Regions from separate parts of the Homo sapiens genome. Here regions 1 and 3 are each linked to region 2. Evidence: chromatin loops called from intact Hi-C (ENCODE). Cell type or tissue: ascending aorta. All regions are shown on one strand. Each heading gives the region's core, and the rest is flanking DNA. Links, peaks and the distances in the headings are about the cores only.

Region 1 (7,456 bases), core at 1,492-6,491, 230 kb after region 2:
GTTCACTCCTTCGCTGACTCTTGTTTAAACTTACCGAGGGCAGATCCTGACAGGTCACCGACACTGCTGCTTACCCGTGAGCATAGCAGATCCAGCATCTGCCTTAATGAGGATCACAGCACTAAATGTGCGCTAGGGTCAGGGTGATGTGGGGGCACCACAGAGCATGCAGTGTGTGGACACACTCCAGGTGGGAAGTCAAGGAAGTTCTGCTCAAGAAAATGATGTTTTTATCAGACTCCTGAAGGCAGCCTCACCCTTTCCTTTAGGGGGCCAGGGCGTGAGTACAAGGGAGGCCCCAGCATGTTGGCCTTCCCACCTTCTCTTCCCATCCTGGCTTGTGTGCCAGAGTATGTATACCTCAGGCCTCAAGTTCAAACCCTGTCCACACATCACCCCCACCCCCACTGCCCTCTGGCCTGGCTTTAGGCCTAGGGGTTACAATCTACCCTCTGAAGGACTGATCCAGATAAACAGCCCTTGCAGACCAGCAGTGGGCTTGGTGCTGTTTGGACAGGGAATTTGGGAAGCGTGGGTTTACAAGGGATAAATTATCTAGAAGTGAGTGTGCAGCCTATGGACAGGCACGTCCCCTCCACCCCATAGACTTCTTACTCTATGGAGAGGGCACAGCTGGACGACAGCCAGTGTGGAGCCTTCTGAAACCTGGGGTCCAGGGCAGGATCCTGATGGCATGGTCTCAGGGCAGTGCTGCCTAAAGGATGAGTAGGGTTCAATGAATAAAATGCCAGGCCGTGTGTGGTGGATCAACTGTAATGCCAATGCTATGGAAGCGGAAGCGGGAGGATCACTTGAGGCCAGAAGTTCAAGATCAGCCTGGGCAACATAGTGATACTCCATCTCTACAAAAAAAAAAAAAAAAAAATTGAATCTGGGGTGATGGGGAAGCCTTCCTGCAGAAGGAACAACCAGTTCAAGATTCCTGAGATGTTAAAAAGCCTACTTTACCTCCCTAAAAGGAGGGATATAGGGGAGAGGTGAGGTGATTGGAGAATGGACAGGGGCCTGGTGGGCCAAAGTAAAGATTTGGCTTTGCAGAGGACACAAGCAAGACATGGTGGACCAGGGAAAGGTCATTTTGAATGATGCAAGAAAATTCCTTCCAAAATGAGCATGTGTGACACCAATAAGGTATTTGATGTGAGGAGAGGGAGTAAACTGTTCTATTTGGCTAAGCCCAAGAGTACTGAGAAAAGCAAAAGGAAGGAAAAAAAGATATTTTGGGAGGGGCAGTTGTGGAGGAGTTGTGGGCATGGTCCAGGGGGTTATGATGTCAGGGTAAGCCCAGAACCTTCTGGGAGAGGTGCTTAAAGAATTGGGCTGGGGGCCAGATTCTCTCCTCATTCTGTGCTTACTATTGAAATAAGCAAAATAATCTGCTACCATTAACACCTTTCTGCTCTAGTAGCACTCCCTATGCCTAAACCATAGTACTTTATATTTATATGATTTTTTTGTTTTTCTGTGTGATTGCACAGAAATTCTTTCTGGATTGGCAACACATCCCATTTTCCACTTAGTAAATGTGACCACCTTTTATGCTTTGGTCAACATTTTGACATTTGTCACTGAATCTTCATTTCCTTTTTGTGTCATTTATTATTTTATAACTAGCGGTGGCCCTCTCACCATTTAATGCTTATAAAATTATGAATACATCAGACCATAATAAGAATTGTCCGTGAGGCTTGTAAACAGATGTTGGGGTGTGTGTGCGTGTGTGTGTGTGTGTGTGGTGTGTCTGTGTGTGTGTTTATGATAACAGTGCTTACATAATCTCAACAACCAGGGCCCTGGGGACTCACACTCGGCAATGGAACAGTTGGTTTAAATTAGGTTTCCATGTGAAATATGGTATCGCTGTTTTTTTCCTAGCATTGTGGGAAAGTATATGGAAAATGATTTGACTGATAGGAAATAAATCTGGATGAGTGATCAGGATTGTGACACAAACCAAGTGGTGGTCTCCACCTGCCCTGTGAAGCAGACCTCTCCAGGGGGAGGTGAGTTAACCCTTTCCAGCCACTGGACTAGTAAGTCAATGCATGGTATCAGAACAGCCTGAAAGAATGACAACTTTCCAGAGACCCTGATTTGCCATCAATTTCAACTAGAAAGGAGCTAAAGCCATAGAGACAATATAGCCAGAGGCCTCAACAACTAATGAGTTGGGTGGCTTTGAGAAACTGTTTTTTTACTTTTCAGGATCTCATTTTTATTTGTGAGAAGTGTTTGAATTTCCAACTCAAAGAGTCAGTAGGGTTATGATGCTAAGTGTTTGCTGATGGTTTCCCATTTTAGGATAGGGCTCATCAAAAGCCAGTCAGACTAAAGGAAGAATTAGATGGATGCACCAATGACTCAGTCTCTGTTAGCAAAATAATTTCTTGCTCTAGTGAGCCAGGGTTTCACAAAGGTGACTTTTAACCAAGGAATCAAGTGAGAGGACAGGCATGGAGACTGTGAGCAAGGGGTTACTCATAGCTGCAGGAGACGGGTCAGCACTAGGAATCCCAGACAGTTCCTGGGATGATGTGGACCAGGGTTTGTCCCAAGGGTCTGATTCCAGACCTGTTCTCCTGATGCCACCTGAGGGCCCAGTGAAGTCCAGTACAGATGGAGGGCAGAGGCACATGCTGGGAGCCCACTAGGCTCAGGACTGAGCTTGAGGGTGGCAGGTAGCCCAGCACGTTTTGCTTCAGTCTGTTTCAGAAGGGAAGAGGAAGATTATTAATTACTCCAGTGCCTCTGGCTCATACCAGAGAATAGACCTGTTTTATCACTAAAACTCCCTGTTGCTCTGATTTTCCTGTTTGTTTCTATGTAGGGATAGGAAAGAGGTGTGAGCAACCATTCATTTTGTTTTTTTCATCTCTTTAGTCATATTTTGGACTCTTCTCAGTATTTTCTCCTTTTATTCCTGCTCTGCCTTCACATATGCAGCTCAAAACTGAGTGCTTAGGAGGACCTACCCAGAGCCAAGTCTGAAAAAACTCACCTTTCGGCTGGGTGCGGTGGCTCACGCCCGTAATCCCAGCACTTTGGGAGGCCGAGGTGGGTGGATCACTTGAGGTCAGGAGTTCAAGACCAGCCTGGCCAACATGGTGAAACCCATCTCTACTAAAAATACAAAAATTAGCCGGGCGAGGTGGCAGGCCTTGTAATCCCAGTTACTCGAGGTTGCAGTGAGCCAAGATCATACCATTGCACTCCAGCCTGGGCAACGAAGCAAGATTCTGTCTAAAAAAGGAAGAAAGAAAGAAAGAAACTGTCAACTTTCACCAGATGAAAGAGCACTGGGCTGGGAGTCCTACTTTTGACATCAACAAGAATTGTGACCTTGAAAAGTCACTTCTCCCATGAGCCATAGATTCTCGATCTGGAAAAATGGGGTTGCACTGCCCTCTGTGGTTGCTGCCAGCACTCAATGCCATTAATTCTTATCATTTTATCCACTTACAGGCAGTATGCCATTGACCTTGAGCTCTTATTTCCTGCAGTTGTCATGGGTCACCATAAACTCTGTGTTCCGGCCTCTCTAACTTAGTCCAGAGAAAAGTGTTGCTGTCCAGGCTTCAGCACTGATGCTGAACCAAGCGGAGCTTGTAGGGCCATGTGAGGTCAAGACCAAGACTTTGGTCTGTTGACAACCAAGCTTATCAACCCAGATGCTAGTCAGGATAGAGAAGGTAACTTAGGTGGACACCAGCATCTAAGCACCAAAGTAAAGGTGGCAGCAAAATAATCATAGAGCAGAAGCAGATGATTTAGAGGCTGCATATCATAAGGGGAGGGTGTAGACATGGATTATTTTTAAATATTGTCCTCCAGTCTGTGTAGCAGGAAAAACGAATCACATTAGAATAACTTTAAGCCCAGAACTGAAGAACATTAGAGTTTGTGTAAACACATCAGGCATTTTGTGAGTGGTTGATAATGCAACCTCTGGAGAAGACACCCTAAGTTCAAACCTAGGCTTTGCTACCTTCAACGTGGTTGAAGACCTTACACACATCCCTGAGGACAGTAACAGTCCCTGACTCTTAGAATTGTTGTGAGAGATAAATGAGGTAATATAGGTAAAGTGCTTAGAATGGCTCCTGGCACATAATAAGTGCTCTATAAATATTTGTTCATAATATTTTGTCATTTGAGGGGCATAATAGATAAAGCATTTGTAAAAGATTGTTTAAAAATGTTTTTATTTTTCCTTTGATATTATGTATTTTAATACTTAGTAAATGTCTTTAACTGATGGGTTAAGTACATTTCATTTTAATGTCCATCAGTCAAATATCTTTCAATCAAAATTATCCTTAGGCCTTATTTTCTTATAGTCAAAAGAAATTTTTTCAATCAAAGGATTTTATGAATTGCCTTTTTCAGCCTTCTTGTTTTAAAGAAAATAAAGAGAGAGTTATAAGAGATTAAGGACCTATAGGTCTTTTTTTTTTTTTTTTTTTTTTTTTTGAGACAGAGCCTTGCTCTGTCACCCAGGCTGCAGTGCAGTGGTACAATCTCGGCTCGCTGCAACCTCTGCCTCTCGCTGCTCGCTGCAACCTTCAACCTTGAAGCTGAGGCAGGGTTCAAGCGATTCTCCTGCCTCAGCTTCCCAAGTAGTTGGAATTATAGGCGCCTGCCACCATGCCCAGCTAATTTTTGTATTTTTAGTAGAAACGGGCTTTCACCACGCTGGCCAGGCTGGTCTCAAACTCCTGACCTCAGGTGATTCGCCCACCTCAGCCTCCCAAAGTGCTGGGATTACAGGCGTGAACCACCACGCCCAGCCAGGACCTACAGGTCTTTCATTTCCTAATACCAAATTGATATTTTTAGAAAAACAAAGAATGCTTTTGGAAAAAAAAATTGCCAAGCTTCTAGGACATAATTCCCGTGAATGTCTCTGTGTGTTTTCCAGGTGAGCTCCTGGGTGACATGGCTGATCCTCACGGCAGGCTCCATGGAGGAGAAGCGAGAAGTCTTTTCATATTTGGTGCATGTGGCCAAATGCTGCTGGAACATGGGCAACTACAACGCTGTCATGGAGTTCTTGGCTGGCCTCAGGTATAGTCAGTGGGGAATATGGTTATCTTGGCACAATCGCTTCTCATCACCTGAATGGCACTGAATTAATTGTCCAGGGACTCACCTTTACCCAAGCCAGGTAACTGGAAATGATTAACTTGGGAAATGTATTATCTTCTTTCAGCACCAAAGGCCCTGTCCCTCAAAGATGCTGCAGAATTCAGCCCCTGTGGGCCAGTCACAATCCTACTTCACTGGGTCTGCTGTGATCCTGTGTTCTTTGCCAAGCCAAGTGAAATTACTTGGTTGCATAACCCGATCAACCCCACCACTGACTATTCCCCTTCCTGTCCTGTAAACCCCACTGTTATCTGTCTCTTTTCAGGCCTGCCTTATGTAGTGTTCCAGGGCTATATGCTATAGACCACCAACTGCCCTTAGTAATAACAGTGGCTAGCATTGACAATAGGCCTCCAATAATGTAAGCTCTCATTATTAACAAACACTATATGTCAAGTATGAGCTATGCACATTCCCTATATTGTATGTTTTAATTCTCAAAACAGGTTTATCAGGTAGATACTATTCTTATTCCCACATTATACAAAAGAGGAAGCTAAGGCTAAGAGAAATTAAGTCATTCACCCAAGGTCACCTGGCATTGCTGGGAATACAGGCAACCTTGGTTTCGGAGCCCATGAGCTTGACCACTATGATATCCTGTTCTTATGCTTTTTCCATCAAGCTAATAACAAAATCACCATTCTGTTCATCAGGTTGCCTGCTTTATCCCCTTTTAGCCTCAGCTACCTGGCATAAAGTAACTGTTCTTACTCCTGTGGGAGGCAGCATGGTATGTGAGGAAGAAGAGCATGAGTTCTTAAGTTAGAATCAAATTAGGAATCAAATCCTTATCCAGGAATCAAATCCTGATTCCCCCAAGGAATACCTGTGTGATCCAGGCAAGCTACTTGACTTCATTGAGCCTCAGTTACTTTGTCTGCAAAATGGGGATAATACTAAAAAGCACCTACATCTTTAGGTAGAATTCAGTGAAATAATATAGTATTTGACACATGTGCGTGGCGTATAGTAAGGCCTCATAAAGAGAAGCTATTGATATTGTTATTGCTTCCTGAGATTCACCATCCTCATGAGGGTTCTCACTATAAAGGAATGTTAGTTCATAACATTACTGAGATTTTTCTTTGATTCTCCAGGTCCCTAGGTAGGGATTCTGGGTTAGGGGAGGAGATGAAAACTCCCAGAGTTCTAATTTTTTTTTTGTCGTTTTCAACTTTCTTAACTTAGAATAAACCCAAATGATCATGTCCTTGACATTTAAAATAGTCATACAAATGCATCAGGCATGGCTCAAAAGAAGGAAAAAGTGGGGAGAAAAAAAAACAAAGCCTTGGAGAACAGGAGGTTATATCCAGATGATTTAGATTCTCTTTGTGATCAATTTTCTATAAAGAAAACGTGTAGGCCGGGCACGGTGGCTCATGCCTGTAATCCCAGCACTTTGGGAGGCCAAGGTGGGTAGATCACCTGAGGTCAGGAGTTTGAGACCAGCCTGGCCAACATGGTAAAACCCCATCTCTACTAAAAATACAAAAATTAGCTGGGCATGGTGGCAGGCGCCTGTAATCCCAGCTACTCAGGAGGCTGAGGCAGGAGAATCGCTTGAACCAGGAGGTGGAGGTTGCAGTGAGCCGAGATCATGCCATTGCGCTCCAGCCTGGGCAATAAGAGGGAAACTCTGTATCAAAAAACAAAACAAACAAACAAAAAAAAACAGAAAAAAGAAAATATGTATTACATTTCTTTTAAGAAAAGAATTATCATATTTTGATAAAGTCATTTTATTTTAATGATGCTTATCATTCTGTGTCTGGCAAGTTGGTGCTGGCTGTTGGCCAGGGACCTTGCTTCCTGACCCCACAACATGACTGCCATCACAGCACGGTGACTGGCTCCTTCTGAAGTGGGTGATCCAAGAGAGGGAGGCAGAGGCTGCAATGCCTTTTATATGATAGCCTTGGGAATCATACATAGTCACTCTTGCCATATTGTACTGATCACATAGGACAGCATGGATTCCTTGTGGGTGGGGACTGCACAAAGCCACAAAATCAGGAGATGTGGACCATGGGAGGCCGTCTTGGAGGCTGGCTGCCACATACCATGTTCTAGATTCTCTTATTACAGGAACGGCCTCAGAGTGACCTATGGAGGCCTAGAGTGAATGGGACTTTAAGATTCAACTGAGTTTAAATCCAAAATCCAAGAAGACCATAGAACCTGGTGATTTCCCTAAATGAGGAATAATCTCAAACCAGGACAGACCTCAACATTGATCCCAGTGCATTTTGTCTCACACCCCAGACCCACTGCTGCCTAGTTTCAT
Region 2 (7,456 bases), core at 1,642-6,641:
CAGGCTGGAGTGCAGTGGCACGATCTCGGCTCACTGCAAGCTCCGCCTCCCAGGTTCATGCCATTCTCCTGCTTCAGCCTCCTGAGTAGCTGAGACTACAGGCGCCCGCCACCACGCACAGCTAATTTTTTATATTTTTAGTAGAGACGGGTTTTCACTGTGTTAGCCAGGATGGTCTGGATCTCCTGACCTCGTGATCTGCCCACCTCGGCCTCCCAAAGTGCTGGGATTACAGGCGTGAGCCACCACGTCCAGCTGACTTTGTTTACCATTCCACTGTGAAAATACAGGCAAGCAGAAGAAAACTTTCACGAGCTTCAACTAACTCTACCTACCTCCCAACATTCGTTCCTATTGTTCCAGTTATGAAAGTTATGTAAGGAACTATCCCAAGACTTATGGCCTAAAAGACTGACCATTTATTTGGCTCAAAAACCAGCAATTTGGGCAGGGCATGGCAGGGATAGCTTTGATCTGCTCTACTTACTATTGCTGGAATGGCTTGAAGGTTAGTGACTGGAATCCCTTGGAGGCACATTCACCCACATGTTCAAGGTTGATGCTGGCTGTCAGCTGGGATCATACATGCCTCTCCAAGTGGTCTGGGCTTCCTTACAACATGGCATCTGGGTTCTTGGGTGAGAGTTCTGGAGCAAGATAGGCAAACAAAAGCTGTCTCAACTTCCATGACATAGGTACTCTAGCCACAAAGCATCACTTCTACCTCATTCTATTAGTTAAGGGGCTGCCCATATTCAAGAGAAGGGGAATTAGACTTCACCTGATATCAGTGGCAAGGTTCTAGAAGAGGATGTGGGACTGGAAATATAGCTGCATCTACTTTTGAAAAATACATTCTGTATTCTCTCCTGTTTCTTTAAACTGTGCATTTTGGCCACTAAGAACAACATAAAACCTTAAAAACTACATCTAGAGAAGTCTCCACACCTGAGGCCGGAGTTCAAGACCAGCCTGGGCAACATAGCAAGACATCATCTCTACAAAACAATTTTTTTTTAAATTAGCTGGGCATGGTTGTGCTTGCCTGTGGTCCTAGCTACTCAGGAGGCTGAGGAGGGAGGATCACTTGAGCCCAGGAGTTCTAGGTTACAGTGAGCTATGATCACACTACTGCACTCTAGCCTGGGTGACAGAGCAAGACCCTACCTCGAGAAGAAAAACAAGAAGTTTCTAATGTCTATGCTTTGGAATTCCAGTGTTGCTAAAACTTTTTTTAAAAAATTGTGCTTTTATAATTTTTCATTATGGCTCCTTGAAACAATTTGAGCTGGTCCCAACTTTTGCTGACAACAACTCTGAACCAGGTATTACAATGAGATTCCTGAATGTTTCAAGAAGAAAAAAATGTTCTGTCAAAAGATTGACAAGATTTTGGAATATTCAAAGGGGTTTATGGCCTTTAAATACCATAAGTCTAAATGAAAATAAAAATCTGAGTTTTATTTATTTAAGTAATAAACCTTTATACGTTCTAAGTGTTTTCATATACACTGGCTCATTTAATCCTCACAATTACGCTGAGGGGTACTGTATTAGTCTGTTCTCACGCTGCTCATAAAGCATACCCAAGACTGGGTAATTTATAAAGAAAAAGAGATTTAATGGAATCACAGTTCCACTTGGCTAGGGAGGCCTCACAATCATGGCAGAAGGCAAGGAGGAACAAAGTCACAGCTTACATGGCAGCAGGCAAGACAGAAAGAGCATGTGCAGGAAAACTCCCCTTTATAAAACCATCAGATCTCGTGAGACTTATTCACTGTCATGAGAACAGCATGGGAAAGGCCCATCCTCACGATTCAATTACCTCTCACTGGGTCCCTCCAACAACGGGGGAATTATGGGAACTACAATTTGAGATTTGGGTGGGGACACAGCCAAACCATATCAGGTAGGTACAATTTATCTAGAGGAAAATGAGGCACAGTGAGATAAGTAACCTGTCCGAGGGCTCACAACTTGGGGGTGGATCTGAGCATCCAACTCAAGTGGTCCCACACCAAATTCTGTTCCCCTAACACCGGCTGCGCTGAGAGAGGATGTTTAAGATCATCTTTCCCTGCTTTGCTTACTGTTCCCTGGGGACCCTCACTCCTAACCATGTCACACAGGTAGAGATACCTACAGCTTTAACAAGCTGGTTGTTTTTCATCAACCTCAAACTGCCTTAGTACATCTAACCTCACATACAAGACAACTCTAGGAAGTGTGTTTTTGGCTCTCTGCTCACCATCTGAACTTGCTAGTCTATTTGCAGACAGCTAGTAAGCCCGGTACAGTTTGATGCAGTGACTTTGAAAGGGAGAAAATGGCAACTGCAAAAGCTGAGGGCTGCCTTGTTCCTTCAGTCCTTCCTTGGCCTTTGTGCTACCCAGATGTCTGTTGGCAAATTCCTCTGTTTGACGATCAGCAGCTGTTTGACAAAGATCAATGCATTAGTCAATGGTGCCCACACTGACTACTCAGTTCCCAAACTAATGGTTTGTTTATGAACGGGTTAACTGATGGCTGGCTTGTTGAGTGTGGCAAAGCGCCAATCCTTCTTCTGTAATATGTGCAGTAGAGGGTGTGGGGCCTCTTGTTGGCAACCACCACCATGAAGTCAGAGACCACTGCCCCCACCTCCTTTCTGAAAATTACAGGATAGGGGAGGCAGAAAGAAAGAGGGAAGATGGTTCCGTTTCTTAAAATAATTTTACTACTTAAATTCCCTAGTCTCTATGTTTATCATGTATTTAAATCAATTTCCATTGACTGGAGACCAGTATGTAATGTAATAAGCTCAAAAGACATGTGTGTTTTCTTCTGAAATTTCAAACATAGATGCACTTTACTGAAATAAAGTCTCCACAGGATTGTTTCTTGGGGCTGTTGTTGTTGTCTATGCAGAATGGTCTTGTATAAAGAGATGCATAACTTAGTTTACTGAAGCTGAATTTTCCATGGAAATTATCCAGTGCTTTCCCAATTCTCAGGCGCTTTATCTGACAGTCTTTCTTCCTCTAGATAATGGCTGGCAGCAGCCCACAGAGTGGAGGTTATATGGTGCACTTCTGAAAAAGTCTTGAATGGAGCCATTGTTCCCCTGAGATGGTCTGTGTGTTTCACTGAACAGAGAGCAGGGTGTAAAAAAGGCACCTTGTGTGCAACTGTTGGCGAGGTTGGGGAGTGAATTAAAATCTCCAGAAAGTCTGGGCAGTGCTGTTCAGAGGAGCAATGAACACTCTGGAAGTACTGTTAGCTCAGACATTCCAATGTGGTGAGGCAGCCTCGGGGACACGACTTCCCTCCAATCTCGTTTAGAGAGGGAGCCATGGGGCGAGCAAAGGACACTGATCTGGACCTGCTCTCTTTGCAAAGATTTGAGGAAGGCGCCCCTTTCTAGGGATGGGGCCACAGTGATTATCACACTTGGATAACTTTCCTGCTCAACGGACCTAGATTTGCCTTGCTTACTAATCATGCAATGACTCATTTGGAGGATTCAATGTTAACTGCTTGTGCATCTACCAGTTTGTAGCTATCTATTCCCATGTGCCAAATTAAAAAAAAAAAGTCTTTGGGGGTGCCAGGTGATGGATGAAGTTTGATATTATTTGATCATTAAATGAATTATAAAACCATAATATAATACTGTATATTAAATAAATAGCCTACCTTGTTTATTGTCAGTGATGCTACCTCTTTCCTCAGCCCTTTATTTACTTGTTCAGGATAACATAGCCTCAGGGATTGAGTAAATTACCACTTCTCACTGTCCTAGTGCTAAAATGCCAAGATCTTAAGGAACAAAGAATTTCTTTAGAGCCCTCTGCAGAGACCTTTCTGAAATCAGCTCTCCAGGGAGGCAATCATGTTAGTTTTCATTAAAGTCCTAGTGGTGAGAAAACAGCAAGACAGTTTAAGGACCAGACTGGCAGATTTTTCTTAACAGCAGGATTCTTTGGGCCTCCTGTGCTTTCTTGCTCCAACCTCTCCTGTGTTCTGGAGCCTCCAAGAAGGAGAGATCACTTTTAAGAGGGACCCGAAAGAAAGGGTCAAACATGAGCAGGAGGAAAGTGTGTGGGAGGAGATGCTCCAGGTAGAAGGCTCAGCTTAAGTTCAGGTACAGAGCTAGAGTGGGAGAGACATTCTGTTGGGTGATCCTTATTAGCCAGGGCATGCTGGGTTACACAGCCATGGAGAGTTAGTTTGGAGGGCAATAGGGAGCCAGTGAAGTTTTCTGCATAGATTAAAGTTGTAAAAAAGGAAGAATAATACAGCGGTGGTTTGAAGGATTGATTTGGTCCAAGGGAGAGGACAGTGGGAGGCGATATGGGCCACAGGAATGGGTCCTGATCGGATGTAGGAGAAGAGGTCAGGCCTAGGGAACGGTCTTCCATTAGAACAGGTAGAGGGAGGAGGCACAGGTTTAGGCGAAAGGGAGGAGGATGATGATTTGATTTTTTTTTCCAGGTCCTTGGCTCTCCTAAGACTCATAAAAGCCGCTCCAGCGGCTAAGGAAGTTCTGTGCAAAGCCTGTAGTTTCTAGTTGTGAAGATCTTCAGGTTTGCTTGAGCAATGAAAGAGTACTGGATTTGGAGTCCGCAGTCCTGGATGGCCACCATTACCAGCAAAAGGAGTATTTCCGGAGCCTGGCACAACGCTGGGCACATTGATGGGGCTCAATGAATATGTATTAAATGAACGAGTGACAGAACAGATTCGAGACTTGGTGCTGCCATCTACTACAGAGACCTTGATCGTGTCCTTTATCTGCCGTGAACCTCAGTTTCCATATCTGTCAACCAGGGGTGGTTCCCTGGGGTAGTGTGAGAGTAAATTCCCGCCGCCTGAGGTGTGCAGAGTTCCCGCCCTTCCCGGAGCCGGGCGCCCCAGGAGCGCTCTCTCTGGCTCCCGCCAGAAAGGATGGCTCCTAGGGGTCAGGGCCAGGGGTCTGGGAAGGGGTCGCGCCGCCAGCAGCCAGCTCCGGGGGAGGCGGCCGGGTCCTCGCTCCGCGCCCGCCTTCCCCGCGCGGCAGGAGCCGGGGGCGGGCCCGGCACAGGCCGCTCCCCCGCCCGGCCGCCCGCGGTGGCGCTAGCGGCCTCTCACCCGGGGCGGGCGAGTTCTGGGAAAGCCCGGCCCAGGGCGGGGGCCCCGCTGCCGCCCGCGCAGCCGCCGCTGTCCGGGCAGCGCGCACATCTCGGCGGGAGCGGACTGTGAACGGCGCGGGTCCACACGGTAACGCTGGGCAACGTGGGCAACGCGGCGGGCGGCGGGCTCGCGCGGCGGGAGGGGCAGCGGCGGCGCGCCCGGGCTCTACCTCCCGGGCTCTGCCTCCCGGGCTCTGCCTCTCGGGCACTTGCCTGGCTCCTGCGCGTTCCTGGGCATCGGCTCTGCAGCTGACACACAGTAGCGGGGACACCCGACGCCGCTAGCGACAGGCGCGCGGACGGCTGGTCCCAGAGGGACGCTGCGCTTGGGGACGCCGGCGAGACTCGCCAGGAGCCAAGAGGTGAGGAAGCGACTCTGTAGCTCGGTTCCTGAGGACTGGAGAAAGGGAAGGATGGGCTGGTTCTCTCCCAAGGCAGTCGACCCGCCTAAGGGAGCAGCCCGACTCCGCGTACCTGGCGGAAAAGTGTCCTCGCGCTCCCGGGGGACCCGAGGCGGGCGGTCCTCCAGGGCATGCAGGCCGCCCTCGCAGGGGCTAAAGGACACCCTGCCAGTGCCTTCACTCCAGACGCCTGCCTCAGGTCGCCCCTTCGTGTTGTGAATACGGTGTGGAGGTGGCCAGTGCAAAGAAAAACGTAAGCTCTTTTTGTGGCGGTACTTAGCAGCGGTATTTCAAGGAAAGTGCTCAAGAGATTGTTCCTGGAGAGATTTGTGTACATCAAGTCCTAGAAAATACAATATTGGACCAGGTCCCGCTCTAACTGATAACTAGAATAGCTAGCTTTGCCTTCAAGTCCTTTAATGCTACAGTAATAAATACACTAGAGCAAGAAGTCTTCTGTCGTGGCGAATGTTAGGTGCACAGCGTAAATTTGTGGAAGCTTTCGCCCCTCGCTCTGTATTTAAGCCATCAGACACTGAGTTCAGCCGACTTAACCAATTATTCAGTGTAAGACTCATTTAGTGATTAATCAGTGTCATTTTAAATAGTGAGTTCCCTGAATACCTGTTAAGTAGGATTCACGTCTTCGAAAAGTTTTATTTGCACGAAGGTCATAATTTCAGTTGCATTATGCAAAATTTGCCCGTAGGTCTTTTAGATCTCTGCAGGATTGGTATGTTTTCATGTTTCTTATACCCCCCGTAGAGGTAGGGCAGGGCCGCTGCCACAGAATGGGCACTACTGAGGCCAAGAATGCTTGACCCCACTAGGGAGAATTTTTGAGAGCCTGACTTGGGAGGTGGAAGCAGGTGACCCCATAGGTGCTTGTACAGGTGCCCAGTTGTCATTGAGGAGAGAGGTGGACTATCTCTAGGTTATTGTATGCATCGATGTCTTCATAAATACTTTTCTGAAGAATGTCTGATGGTGTTGTCATCTAGACCATCTGATGGCACATCTTCCCCCACATCCACCACTCTAAAGTCTAACCATCCTTCAAACTGTGTTTTGCTGGTGGTGTGAGGCTTTTCCTGAAACAGCCAACCTCCCCCTGCTCTGATTTCTGCAGCATTTTTTCTCCAGGGCCCTTTCTGCTCTCTACCTTCTGGGAGTTATTTATGTAGATGTCTCATTTTCCCTACTGAAGGCATTTGCTGTGGCTTTCATGGCAAAATGCTTGCACCTAGAAGACTCTAGAGATAATTGTGGGCCAGTATTAAATCTTAAGACTTTGGTTTTACAACATAAATATCTACTTTGGAGAAGGAGATAATATAATTGAAAGGAGCTAGAGGAATGTATAATGTTTACCATTAACACTATCCTTTATTTACAGCCCCATGGGGGAAATTCCCTTTATACCCAGGAGCCATGTCTTACCAGGTAAGAAGCCAGATTGAACTGGAGGGACATTCTTCCAGTCCTCTTAGTAACATAAACTCCTGGGATGTGGTCCAAGTTTGACCTGTCATTAAAAATTCCATACTCCAGTGGGTTAGAAGCTAGATTCCAATGAAGGCGGTTGGTTTTGTTTTTCTATTTACAACCATTCTTAGTCACATTCTTCTCTGGGCTTTTGTTGTATACTTTAAAAAAACTGTTTGATGTGCAATTTGTTACCTGTAACTTTCTAAATGAATAAAAGAAGATTGAAAAAATACTGTGCATGGTGGAAGAGTTTTCTAAAGTAGACAGCAGGGGACGTTTCCCATGCCTGGGCAAGAGGAGGGATTTGCACAGAGTGAGGCTTGCTGCACGTGTGTGTGTGTGTGTGTGCGCGCGCGTGTGTGTTCCACACACCTGGCTGACAGGCGCCTATATAGGACAGTTGCTTTAGTCTTA
Region 3 (7,456 bases), core at 1,492-6,491, 410 kb after region 2:
TCCAGACATCTTCTATATTGCTTTTTTACACTTGAGGTGAAATTTGCCTAATATAAAATTAACGATTTTAAAGTGTACAATTCAATGGCATTTAGTACATTCACAGAGTTGAACAACTATCACCTCTATCTAGTTTCAAAATACGTGCCTGTTCACCTCATTTTCATTCAATTCATTTTATACTCCCAAAAACCTTTATATCCATTAGATAGTCACTCTCTATTTGTCTTTTCCCTCAGTCATTGATAATCACCAATCTGCTTTCTGTCTCTATGGATTTATCTATTCTGGATATTTCATAGGAATGGAATTATATGTTATCTATTTTTTTTTAAGAGATGGGGTCTTGCCATGTTGCCCAGATTGGAATGCAGCAGCTATTCACAGGCATAATCATAGTTCACTATGATCTTGAACTTCTCGGATCAAGAGATCCTCCCACCTCAGCCTCCCGAGTAGCTGGGACTATCCAGGTACACACCACCACAGTGCTTTTCACATTCATCCACCTTGTAGCATGAATCAGTATTTCTTTTCTTTTTCACGTCTGAGTAATATTTGGTTGCATGGATATACCATATTTTGTTTATCAGTTCCCCTGATGATGGACATTTGGGTTGTTTCCACCTTTTGGTTATTATTGGTAATGCTGCTGTGAACATTCATGTAAAACATTTTTTTTTTTTTTGAGACGCAGTCTTGCTCTGTCGCCCAGGCTGGCGTGCAGTGGTGTGATCTCAGCTCACTGCAAGCTCCACCTCCCAGGTTCAAGCGATTCTCCCTGCCTCAGCCTCCCAAGTAGCTGGGATTAAAGGCACGGGCACCACTGAGCCAGGCTATTTTTTTTTTTTCCTCGAGACGGAGTCTTGCTCTGTCACCCAGGCTGGAGTGCAGTAGTGCGATCTCGGCTCACTGCAAGCTCTGCCTCCCCAGTTCACGCCATTCTCCTGCCTCAGCCTCCTGAGTAGCTGGGACTACAGGTGCCCGCCACGACACCCGGCTAATTTTTTGTATTTTTAGTAGAGATGGGGTTTCACCGTGTTAGCCAGGATGGTCTCGATCTCCTGACCTCGTGATCCACCCTCCTCGGCCTCCCAAAGTGCTGGGATTACAGGCGTGAGACACTACGCCCGGCCTTTGTATTTTTTTAGTAGAGATCGGGTTTCACCATGTTGGCCACGATGGTGTTGAACTCCTGATCTCAGGTGATCCACCTGCCTCGGCCTTCCAAAGTGCTGGGATTACAGGCATGAGCCACTGTGCCCAACCCACGTAAAACATTTTTGTTTGAACACCTGTTTTCAATTCTTTTGGGTATACACCTAGGAGTAAAATTGCTGGCTTATAAGTAATTCCATGTTTAACTTATTGAGGAACTACCAAACTGTTTTTCATGGAAGCTGCACCATTTTACATTTCTACCAGAAATGTATGAAGGTTCTAGTTTTTCCACATTCTTTTCAACATTTGTTTTCTATTTTTTTGATTATAGACATCCTGGTGAGTGTGAAGTGCTATCTCATTGTAGTTTTGATTTGCATTTCCTTAATGACTAATGATGTTGAGCATCACTTCATATGCTTATTAATATTCCATTAACATATGTTTCTTAGGAGAAATGTATATTCAAGTCCCTTGCCCATTTTTTTAGTTGGGTTGTTTTTCAGTTGTTGATTTATACAAGTTCTTTATTTATTCTGGATACTGCACTCTTACCAGATATACAATTTGCAAATATTTTCTCTCTTTTTATATTTTTTCCACTCGTGTCCTGAAAGTCATTTTTTCCTTCTGAAATACCTTGATAATAAATGCATTGCTGACTATGCCTTTGCCACTTAGTCCTTTCCTAGGGCCTTCAATAACGCTTATTTTCGAAGACACTTGATGTTTTTATTTTGTTGAGACAGAGTCTCCCTCTGTCGCCCAGGCTGGAGTGCAGTGGTGCGATCCTGGCTCACTGCAAACTTCGCCTCCTGGGTTCAAGCGATTCTCCTGCCTCAGCCTCCTGAGTAGCTGGGATTACAGGCGCCCACCACCACGCCCGGCTAATTTTATTTTATTTTATGCTTTTATTTTTAGTAGAGATGGGATTTCACTATATTGGCCAGGCTGGTCTTGAACTCCTGACCTCAAGTGATCTGCCTGCCTCTGGCTCCCAAAGTGCTGGGATTACAGATGTGAGCCACCACGCCTGGCCTCTTGATGTTTTTTTAAATTGAGTGTTAGGTACATGCATGCCCATTTTATTGACATTTTATTATATAAAGGTTATATTCCCTCTTATATCTGTATGTATAGGTATTTTTATATGAAATAAATTTTAAATGCTTGACAATAATGTCTCCTCTACGACTTCTATTTTCTGTTCTTGCATTCACTAACATACTTTTAGAATGAATGAGTGGTCTATATTCTATATACTTTTATAGAATGAGTGGTCTATATTTTCTGCTTCGTTTTATCCACAACTGATGCCTCTTCAATTTCTTGCAATACAACTTTTTTGTCCTGAAATAATGAAACATTTGGGTCTGTGCCCGACCCTTATCATTATTCTTTCTTCCTAGGTAATGTTACTCATGATTCATCCACCTACTTGCATTATACAGATGACGCCTAATCTGTGTCTCTGAACCTAAACCCTAACCCAAGTTTTATTATTTATTTATTTGAAACAGTTTCCCTCTTGTTGCCCAGGCTGGAGTGCAGTGGTACGATCTGGGCTCATTGCAACTTCAGCCTCTCGGGTTCAAGCGATTCTCCTGCCTCAGCCTCCCAAGTAGCTGGGATTACAGGTGCCCACCACCATGCCCAGCTAATTTTTCGTATTTTTAGTAGGGACTGGGTTTCACCATGTTGGCCAGGCTGGTCTCGAACTCCTGACCTCAGGTGATCCACCTGCCTCGGCCTCCCAACGTGTTGGGATTATAGGCGTGAGCCACTGCGCCCAGCCAACTCAAGTTTTAGAACTCTATATGCTGGATATTTTCAGTCGTTTACTTTACCAGATGTATTTCCCCTATTAATCGTTTTTTTCCTATCCACTTTTCTATTTCTTCAAACCATATCAGTTTCAGTCTCATATCTTTGTAGTAATCATTGGTTACTCTCTCTTCTGTCACTTCTGATCAGTTATCAAGTCTTTCGTCTTTTACTTTAAATATACTTCATTTCCACTCAATGGTCAATCATCCCATTTTAATCCACTATCGCAGAGTGCTGGAATTATTTCAATAGCTCCTCTCTGCCTGACCACTTCCTCTCCCTCCTTAGGTGATAATCTTTTTTTCTTGTTTGAGACGGAGTCTCGCTCTGTCGCCCAGGCTGGAGTGCAGTGGCGCGATCTCGGTTCACTGCAAGCTCCGCCTCCCGGGTTCACGCCATTCTCCTGCCTCAGCCTCCCGAGTAGCTGGGACTACAAGCGCCCGCCACCATGCCCAGCTAATTTTTTTGTATTTTTAGTAGAGACAGGGTTTCACCGTGTTAGCCAGGATGGTCTCCATCTCCTGACCTTGTGATCCACCCGCCTCGGCCTCCCAAAGTGCTGGGATTACAGGCGTGAGCCACCGCGCCCGGCCGGTGATAATCTTTTAAACAGAGGACTGTGATGAAACATGGTGCTAGGTGAGCAAGATAACTTAGGATATCTTTCTTTTGTGTTAGATGAAGTGAAGAAGGGAGGGTGTTGACCCTCCTGGATGAAGTGATGAAGCCCTGAACTGTGGCAATGATGCCGGAGAAGGATGTAAAAATCGTAAAGTCGACTGGTGACCAATTAGAGCTGGAAGGACTTACCCACGCTAACACCTCCCAAATATGGGAGTATTTTACTACCATAAATGAAATACATCAAGTGAATTTTTGCTAAGCGAGCAATACCCGCGCTTCGGTAAGAACTGTCACGCTTAGAGCGGGCCAACCAGCTTCCACCATCCAGATGGCGGATCCTAGATTGGCAGCCTGCGTCTCTCTAGCTACCGTCTCTATGGTTCGGGGAATCTCCAGGTCGGGGCTTGACCGGTCCGACTTTTGCGCGTGCGCGAGTCCTGGCGCGTGCCCGCCCTCAAGCAACTGTCCGACCCAGCGGGTGGGAGGGGTGGGTCTGGGAACGTTGCGGCGGCTGTCGCCGCGGCCCCAGCACCCAGAGCTGTTCTCTGGCCAAGCCTGCGCCTGTAGTCCTTCTTTGCCTCCTGGGGCGGCCGCCACCCACCCCCAGATGGTGGGTCCGGAGGATGCCGGAGCCTGCTCGGGAAGAAACCCCAAGTTGCTCCCGGTGCCTGCGCCGGACCCCGTGGGCCAGGACAGGAAGGTAATCCGGGCCACGGGCGGCTTTGGCGGAGGCGTCGGCGCTGTGGAGCCGCCGGAGGAGGCTGACGAGGAGGAGGAGGCTGACGAGGAGGAGGAGACGCCGCCTCGGCAGCTCCTTCAGCGTTACCTCGCGGCGGCCGGGGAGCAGCTGGAGCCGGGGCTCTGCTACTGTCCGCTCCCCGCTGGCCAGGCCGGCGCCCCGCCGCCCTCGGCAGCCCCACGATCGGACGCCTGCCTGCTGGGCTCGGGCTCCAAACACCGCGGCGCGGAGGTGGCTGATGGCCGCGCGCCGCGGCACGAAGGCATGACCAACGGCGACTCGGGTTTTCTGCCGGGCCGGGACTGTCGCGATCTGGAAGAGGCTCGCGGGCTGGCGCGCGCCGGCGGCCGGGAGTCGCGCCGCCGCCGCCCCTACGGCCGCCTTCGCCTGGAGGGGCCTGGCGACGAGGACGCGGACGGCGCGGGAAGCCCGTCCGATTGGGCCTCTCCGCTTGAGGACCCGCTGCGGAGCTGCTGCCTGGTGGCCGCGGACGCCCAGGAGCCCGAGGGCGCGGGCAGCGACTCGGGGGACAGCCCCGCCAGCAGCTGCAGCAGTAGCGAGGACTCAGAGCAGCGGGGAGTCGGCGCCGGGGGTCCCGAGGAGGGCGCGCCCCCTGCCACCTCGGCCGAGAGGACTAATGGGGGTGCGGAGCCGCGCCTGGGCTTTTCTGACATTCACTTCAACTCTCGCAACACGTTCCAGGTGAGCCGCGGTCAGAGCGCCCGCGATCACCTGCCCCCGGCGGGGCCGCCGGTGCCCTTGCCCGCCGCGGAGCAGGGTCCTGCGGGGGCTTCGGCCCGGGCTCGACGGAGTGGCGGCTTCGCGGACTTCTTCACCAGGTACAGCGCAGGCTGCATGGGACTCGGGGCGGGTCCGGGGCCGGGGCCGGAGCCGGGGTCTTGGTGGGAGTCGGAGCCGGAGCCGGAGCCGGAGCGGAGAGCTTGGTCGGCCGCTTCCGTGCCAGCCCCACACGCGTCAGGACTTAGCTTTGATTTGTCACTGGAGGAAGAGGAACTGGGTCGGCTTTGTGTTTCTATAGGAGAAGTTGTGAGCTCTGTGGACAGCGAGTCTTTCTGTTGCCTTGTCCGCGGGAGGCTGTACCTGCCATTCATACCTGGCTTCTGAGCAGTCAGGTTGGGCCAGCTGTCTAGTGCCACATATGCAGTTGCCTTTTCTGGAAAAGCAGATAACCATCTCCGTCTCCAATTTTTAAAAATTTTACTACAAACATTTAGGTTGTTGGGGGGGTGGTGAGGGGAGGCGGTATGTGTGTACGGGTGTGGTTGTGAAAGAGAGAAGGAAGTCATTTTGTAGAGCTGTTTATTTGCTGTGCTTGCATAGCGTCTAAATCCATTCAAGTGGTTTGGGAATTCTTGAAATTAGAAGTGGTTGTGCTTCATAGTGTTTAATCGTTTGTTTCAGTGGTCTTTATTAAAATGCAGTTTGGTGTTTAGAATTTTATCCCAACTTTTTAAGCCAAAGTAGGGCTTTTACTAAGGAAAGCCTTTTTTCTAATCTCCCAGATAAGCCTCTCCTTTTTTTCCCCAATAACTTTAGTTTTTTTAAAAAATGGTATTGTATTTGTGATTTGACAGGATATTCTTGAAATTAAATTATGGGCCGGGCGCGGTGGCTCACGCCTGTAATTCCAGCACTTTGGGAGGCTGAGGCGGGCGGACTATTTGAGGTCAGGGGTTCGAGACCAGCCTGGCCAATGTGGTGAAACCCGGTTTCTACTAAAAATACAAAAATTAGCCAGGCGTGGTGGCAGGTGCTTGTAATCCCAGCTACTCGGGATGCTGAGGCAGGAGAATCACTTGAACCTGGGAGGTAGAGGTTGCAGTGAACCTAGATCGTGCCATTGCACTCCAGCCTGGGGGACAAGAGCGAAACTCCGTCTTTCAAAAAAAAAAAAAAAGAAAAGAAAGAAATTAAATTATGGTGCTGGACTTCGCAGATTTCAGGATGGAGGTTTGTTGATTTAATAGGGATAAATAAGAGTAGTCAGAAAATACTTAATACACCTTACTGTAAGAGCAGTCCTGTAATCCCAGCACTTTGGGAGGCCGAGGTGGGTGGATCACCTGAGGTCAGAGTTCGAGACCAGCCTGGCCAACATGGTGAAACCCCGTCTCTACTAAAATATACAAAAATTAGCCGGGCATGTTGGCAGGCGACTTAATCCCAGCTACTTGGGAGGCAGAGGCAAGAGAATCGTTTGAACCCAGAAGGCGGAGGTTGCTGTGAGCTGAGATCGAGCCATTGCACTGAAACCTGGGGAATAAGAGCTAGACTTCTCTCAAAAAAAAAAAAAAAAAGGCAGTTTTCCTTGAGTTAGATTTTGACACGCCTTTTTCTTCTTCTTCTTCTTCTTTTTTCTTAAGTCCCCAGGCAAATAGGAAAATATTCCCAACTTGTAAAACTTTCCTTTACAGAGTTCTCCCTACTTTGTTTTTCTACCTTTTCGGGGATCTTGACTATAACCAGAAGTGAAAGAAGCAAATTCTTAGCTCAAGTTTTAGCAGGTTATACAATTAGCGTACATATTGTAGACATAAAGGCACAATTTTCTGATTATAATTGATATTTCTTATTCCTCTTTCTAGTTTATCCTTATTTTTTTGCTTGTATAAATTTACAAATATAAAGTTTCTTAAATCAAAAGTGGAAAATCCTAATTTTTTGTTACTCAGGACAATATATGTAGTAATGACATCTGTATTTGTAATATAGTTGCAAAAATATATTTAAAGCTTGTACTGGCAGTATTCTAAAAGATCTCAAGGTGAGTTAGGTTTATAAATTTGTGACACTGTGTGGCCTTTGGGTGTTTGTTGGTCATATCTATCTTGGTCATGTTTTGAGGTCAGATGTCAGGCAATTTTAGATCTGGGAGGGGCTTTGGAGATAACAAATTCAACTAGTATACTCTTGAGTTCTTGCTCTCTGCCATGCATTGTGAATAGAGATGATTTAGAAAACTGTCCCTTACCTGCAGGTGGGGTGCAGGCTAATGGGGATTAAGTTTGAAGACAGATGCATATATATACATTGCAATTTCTGAACATTTTTTTTTTTTTTTGAGATGGAGTTTCCCTCTTTTGC

Evidence for each region. Hi-C counts contacts between places; a loop is a spot of excess contacts. Peaks named below come from ENCODE experiments on the same cell type or tissue, not always from the same donor. Only the 100,000 strongest peaks of a DNase experiment are listed, where the experiment ranks them.
Region 1: it touches region 2 in a loop (3-fold over the local background); 6 of 110 quality-filtered maps call a loop at or near these places.
Region 3: a loop joins it to region 2, with 3 times the contacts of the local background. A loop is called at or near these places in 2 of 110 quality-filtered maps.

Annotation. Positions count from the first base shown.
Region 1 is chr10:94,222,367-94,229,822 of GRCh38, forward strand. It overlaps PLCE1 (phospholipase C epsilon 1), which reads left to right. Exons shown (of 33, transcript NM_016341.4): 5 at 4,940-5,085. Among named protein-coding and RNA genes, the nearest start is that of PLCE1-AS1, 61 kb to the right of the region's middle. In ascending aorta, for the core only: a CTCF peak has its summit at 3,432; a DNase peak (open chromatin) is centred at 2,531; H3K27ac peaks cover 1,164 bases.
Region 2 is chr10:93,988,744-93,996,199 of GRCh38, forward strand. PLCE1 (phospholipase C epsilon 1) reads left to right here and starts at 5,188. Exons shown (of 33, transcript NM_016341.4): 1 at 5,188-5,515. LOC105378438 (a long non-coding RNA gene) reads left to right here. Exons shown (of 4, transcript XR_946215.2): 4 at 4,477-4,976. RefSeq lists a silencer at 5,002-5,291. In ascending aorta, for the core only: a CTCF peak has its summit at 3,882; DNase peaks (open chromatin) are centred at 3,288 and 5,278; H3K4me3 peaks cover 2,408 bases; H3K27ac peaks cover 3,012 bases.
Region 3 is chr10:94,398,395-94,405,850 of GRCh38, forward strand. TBC1D12 (TBC1 domain family member 12) reads left to right here and starts at 4,147. Exons shown (of 13, transcript NM_015188.2): 1 at 4,147-5,190. The coding sequence starts at 4,220. RefSeq lists enhancers at 3,895-4,054, 5,355-5,654 and silencers at 4,385-4,874, 4,945-5,274. In ascending aorta, for the core only: no CTCF peak of the experiment used is centred there; DNase peaks (open chromatin) are centred at 4,037 and 5,327; H3K4me3 peaks cover 3,113 bases; H3K27ac peaks cover 2,657 bases.